Linked DNA regions of Mus musculus: region 1 is linked to region 2. The links are chromatin contacts, found by Hi-C in ENCODE. All regions are on one chromosome and are shown on one strand. Each heading gives the region's core, a stretch centred on a gene start or an enhancer-like site at or near the end of the contact. The rest is flanking DNA. Distances are from core to core; before and after follow the strand shown. Region 1 holds the start of Ap1s3 (adaptor-related protein complex AP-1, sigma 3). Region 2 holds the start of Scg2 (secretogranin II).

What was found. A loop is a pair of places that touch in the nucleus more often than their neighbours do.
Region 1: a map of heart shows a loop between it and region 2 (2.6-fold over the local background). The contact joins the promoter of Ap1s3 here to the promoter of Scg2 in region 2. A Hi-C loop is called at or near these places in 1 of 37 maps with a recorded cell type or tissue (heart).

Annotation. Positions count from the first base shown.
Region 1 is chr1:79,670,376-79,673,232 of GRCm38, forward strand. Ap1s3 (adaptor-related protein complex AP-1, sigma 3) reads right to left here and starts at 1,597. Exons shown (of 5, transcript NM_183027.2): 1 at 1,475-1,597. The coding sequence starts at 1,477.
Region 2 is chr1:79,438,503-79,441,294 of GRCm38, forward strand. It overlaps Scg2 (secretogranin II), which reads right to left and starts at 1,524. Exons shown (of 2, transcript NM_009129.3): 1 at 1,454-1,524.

The DNA.
Region 1 (2,857 bases), core at 347-2,846, 230 kb after region 2:
GCAGCCACAGGTAAAGATGACCACCTGGTTTGGAGGTTGCAAGGGTGGCGGGAGATCATGGAGAGGAGGAGCTGGCTTTGCCAGAAGTGCTAGTAACACTATTTCCTGACAAGGGACAGCAAGGCGCGCCCGCACACACACACAGGAGGACAGGGACTGGAGGGAAAGCTGGAGAACCTTCCCAGATTCTGAAGGTCATTTGACACGAGAGGAGAAAAACAAAACTCCCACCTTGTGCTGTTTAGAACTCAGGGCCTTACCTCAAATCCTGCCCCTTCCTCAAGAAGTAAGCAGCTTTGGGCTCCATAGATACTTGGGAACCAGCCTTCATCCCACCTCCATTAGGCAAATGAGCTATCTTCCTGGGTACCTTGTTCCTTGGGAAACTTGAGCAAGCCAAGAGAGCTGCTCCGTTATTTACAGGGGCCTTTTTGCACCCTGCATTTACCTCAACAAACAAAAAATGGGCACGCTGGGAACCCTGCCGACATCCTCTGGGCTATCTGTCCGGGTGTCTCAGCAATGGACTACTCCAACTCAACCTTCTTTCTAAAGTCACCTGCTCTCTGTCGTGCATCCAGAGAGTGCCTTCAGGAGGTCACTTCTCTGAGAATTTGGGAAGTGTGCACAACCAGGGAAGTGGGACAGGCTACCAAACTAGTCACTGTCCCAGCAGAAAGCCAGCGCGAGAGAAACCTCAGGTATTGCTTCCACCCAGAGCTGGATATCCACTTCTGAGTGTAGCGGGTCTCCGGGCTTTCATCTTGATAGGAATTCCACCCCACGCCCCCACCCCCCCACATCTCAGTCCATTCTCCATCATCAATCAAAGGGTTCAGGAAGTGTAGAATGGATACGGTCACTACTCCTGTTAAAATTCGAGCGAATCAAAACCCAAAACTCTACTTTATGAAGAACTGCTACCTGGTATCCCTCCCGCCTCTCCAGCCACAAACCGGGGTTTCATTTCTCCTCTTCACAGTCGCTCACCCCTCCAACTGCTGCGCTCTACCAAAACACCTCGGGGAGCTCAAATGTCACTTCCTCAAAAAGGCCACCAAATCAAAAATTACCTCTCAGGCGGGTTTCTTGAGGCTTGGGAGTTCTCCTCGCTCTGGAAAGTTATTTTTATTTCACCATTCCATCACCGTCTCTTTCCCTAGGCATCCTTTCCTACCAGTGTTAAGCACCTGGTCCCCCGCGACATCCCCAGCGCCTGGCTCGGACCAAGCGATCAGAGAAAGAGACTGAAATGAATGAAGAGCGGTGCCCGGTGTCCGTGGGACTCGCAGGAACGGGGAGACCTGCACTGTCCGGAGCAGCCGGGCCACCCTCGCCTGTGACTCGGCGGTACCCAGAGCCAGGTTAGGCGCGTACCCCCTCCCCAGCCGCGTGTTCGGCCCTGGAGCCGCAGGTGTCACCTGGAGCGCGCACCGCCTCGACCAGCTCCATCACGATGCTCAGCCCTACTCACCATGGTCCCGGGTCCCTACAGCAGCGATTGCCCGGGATGCGAGGGCCAGAAGAGACTGTAGCAGCCCGGGCGGCTGACAGGTGAGGCGCTAGCCTCAGACCATGGCTACTTCCCACAATGCCCTTGAACTGAAAGTTTGCAGACTCCTCCCCGCACCGGGCTGCTCCTCCCCTCCGCTCCTCCCACACACCTTCCTCCTGGCTTCCTCAAATTGTGTCACTCCTTCTCTGCCTCTTCACAAGCCTCCCGCTCCAGCTCCCCCTTTTACCCTTTCTCACTCCCTCCTCCTCCCCCTGGTTCTTCCTTTGCTCTCCTGCGCCACGGGGACCCCGCAGTTCGCCACGCCCCTCATCACCGCTAGCCCCACCCAGGGCAGTGCTTACACCTGCGCGCGCACCTTCTGCGCTGACCGCGCCTGGTGCCCCAGCTTCCCTTTTGGTCTGGGGTCTGCGATCCTTCTTCTGCTGCCACGTTGTGTGCTTCATGAATGGGACTGGCGACCTTCCGCCAAAAGAAGATGCTTGCCTTTACACCTGAGAAAAGTGTAAAAAGCAGTCTGGCCCTACACCTCAGGGAGAGAGCAGTTCCCAGAGCTAGAAATACATGAAAAATGTTTTCACACACACTCCCTTGAGTTTTGTTTTGCTTTTTACCAAAATTGCAATTCAAGAACATTCATAGCCCTCTCCGCTTAAAGTTTTCTATTACATTAAGGTACTGAAACTCGGGGGGGGGGGGAGTGGTGTTTGTTTTTCTTCAGCTGTTTTTCTTCCCCTTGATTTTTAGGCCTAGACTGTTTTGTTATTTAAATTAAAATATAATTACATCATTTTCCCCTTTCTTCCCTTAAATTCCCCTCTTCCCCAGGTATACCCACCCACCCTGCCCCGGCGCAGTTTCATTTGAAATCGTGGCTTCTTTTTTCTTTAGGGGTGTGTGTGTGCGTGTGTGTGTGTGTGTGTGTGTGTGTGTGTGTGTGTGTGTTACTGCTCGGTCTTTTAGTGTTGCTCTTATGTGTATGGTTTCAGGACAGACCACTTGGTATTGGCTAAACAATTAGGGGAGTTTTAAGCCGGAATAAAGAATCTCCAGGTCTCCGAGTTCTAAGCAGAGTTTTAGCACAGATTGATTTGGGGAGAATGGGCTGGTTTCGCCATATACCCAAAGAGAGACAATGACTCTTAAAGGTTAACCTTTGTCTAAATGGCTCTTAGACCCATAAGTCGACGGAATTCCTCTCCAGGATCTAATCTGAACCATCTGCAGGATATAGACACCCCGTGCCCCCCCAGCCCCCATCTAGGAACAGGAAAGCAAAGAGAACTCCAGCTGGGCTCCCGAATTCCTGCCACTAATGCCTTTCCTTCATGCCAGGCCCTATGG
Region 2 (2,792 bases), core at 274-2,773:
TGCTTTCTTCAAGAAACTGTACCCATAAACTTGTGAGTGATATAATGAAGTTTAAATAAAAAGGGTTCTATATGTATATAATATATTTCATATTACTTCAGGATTGATTTAGCTTTGGCAATCAGCTTTCACTACTGTCATGTTAAATGTTATCTTGAAAGCCATATTGAGTGCATTTGCTTTAAGATCATTATCTTGACATACTCTTAACACATCTTAGCATATGGATTACGTGATTATCTGAGAACCCACTACTTTGAAGGGAGGTTTTTCTGTAGAATTAGAGAAAGAATGCACATTGCAGTTTGAACCACAGCCTAACATGCATGGCCGACTCGTCGCTGACTCTGGTTTACTTTAGATGACACCGTTATTGCTTCTAACACTCAAAGGACTTCATTTCTCTAGGAGCTGCTCTTGCAAGCAGTGAAGATGGCTTTAATAGTTCTAACACCTTACACAGTGTTTGATTTAAAATTTAATTTTCTGAAGTCTAAATGGTAGGAACATTGTGTCTCCTCAGACAGCTATTATTGATGCCCCTTACAGTAAAAAACATCTTTCCTATGAAATCAGCTGGAACATTGACACTGAACCATCAACACATGTGAGTAAATCTGATTCAAACAACCCACCTAGTTAGGATAAACAAAAATAAATTTGCTTCAATCAACCTCTTCAGCAAGTAACATATCAGCTTTTCCAACCAACGCATAAAAATTACAATCACAGTCCATACCGATCTATATATTTTCTTCCCTGGATTCAAAGTTATCATTTCTCTGTGATTCCTAGTAACATGAACCTTTCCCACAAAGTGATAGTTCATCTTTGAAAAGGGGAAAATGTCAATGTTCAAAATTATTCTAAGCTGCTTTCTCAAGACTAAAATTAGCACATAATAACATAAGCCCTTCTGGAATATACCAGTTCATAAAATAATTAATAATTAATTCAGAGTTCCCTTAAGGTGAATATCAAAGAAAGAAAACAAATCTAAATTTTTTGCCTCTGTGACTCATATGATTGATGACATTTGAATCCTTTTAAACTGTCTGTTAAGATTATTAAGCATATAAAATTATATTTTTGGTTCTATATCTGACTCTTGGGAGAAAAAGAACACATTAGAGAAAGAATCAAAACATAAGGTTTGGTTAACTTTACATTAATCGGCATGTTGACGTTAAAATTCTCAACTTTTCTGCTCTCCTTGCATACAGTTTTACTCAGTAACATTATAGTTAATGCATATTCTCTGACAAGTCCTGTAAATCACAGAGCCCCTCATTTCGGCACACACGTATAGAGTATCCTTGCCTAAAAAGCAGCAGGTTGTCCGGTTATTCTATCAATATAAGCTTGCCAACGGTCTTTTTCCTCTCATCTGGGAAAACAGGGAGGGACACTCAAATGAGAACTTTCCAGTAAATAGAAGAGAAAGCAGTCTTACCTCTGTCTTATATTATGTGGAAGGCTCCAAGCATGCTCCTCTCTGCCGCTGAGTGAGGGCTCGGGCCGTTTCAGCACCGGACAGCTCCTCGGCTTATAGAGAGCCTGGGCGCCTGACTCCGCATTCCACGCTGACGTCACCGGCTCAGCCTCAAACCCCAGCGCAGGCGAGCTTTTTCAAAGAATCCGAGAGAAAACAATCACTTTAGATATTTTTTTAAAGCGTTGCATGCTTACGCCACCTGTCTTATGTAGCAAAAACTACAGCTTCTTCCCCCTTCTTTTATCTCTGAGGCTCGAAATAAAATGTTCAGCACAAATTCCCTTAGAAAGGAAGAAATCTGTCAGATAGACATGACTAATTGCAAGGACATCTCTGCGTTTTCACGCCTTGTTTAGAAAGGTTTCTTGGGCTTGCTGCCATGTCATAAGAATTTTACAGATAATGACTATCTTTTTATTTGTGCCTATAAAGAAATACGTTCTCATTTCCTGGTGCAGCCACAATTGAACAGAACATTGCAAATATGATAGATCGTATTTCATATCATGACTCCAGGCAGAACTGTTTTAAAACTGTTTAGTTTGAGCAAAAAAGGTGAGATGCTTAATTTTTTTTTTAATGAGAATCAACTCCAATTCTTTCAGCACAGTGTTCAAAATGAGAGTTCACAGACGCTCAAGTTGTTGATACTTCTATATGAGGCCATTCAAATCTTCAGCAAAATCAGGTGTTGCAAGAGATAGCTAAGAAACTGTGCTCCAAAAAACATACTGCCTACCAGGAAGGGAGGGATTACTGCTAGAAGAGAGAGAGTGGGGGTGGAAGGGGGAGAGAGAGGGAGAGAGATTGAGAGATTTTCATATGCCTAGAGCCCTCTTGGCATCAAGAGAACATAGTACCACAGAAATACTTCTAGGTTTTGGTTGAGTAAGTTGAGGTGACTAACTTCAATGAATGAGAACCATCCAAGGAACAATGTCAGAGTTAACCCACCGCTTCTTGGATTTATAATTCATAACCATGGCTGTACTTTGCCGTGGAACTTGATTAGGTACCTTAATAATTTATACAGGTCTAAATTTTTAACTTTATTTTATTAAAGATGTGAGTCCTCTAACCCTGTATATACTGAAATATATTTCTGAGAACTGAGAGAATCTTGTTGTATGAGGTCCTCTAAAAGTCTCTGCTGACTGAACAATCACATTCCAATTTTATCTACCCACCAACTGAGTTATGATGCTTATGAGGTGCCAGATAGTTTGTGAACTACTGGGAAAAGAAAAAAATGAATATAGTTTTCTGGCTTTAAGAAGGCTTTAATCAATGGGGATGA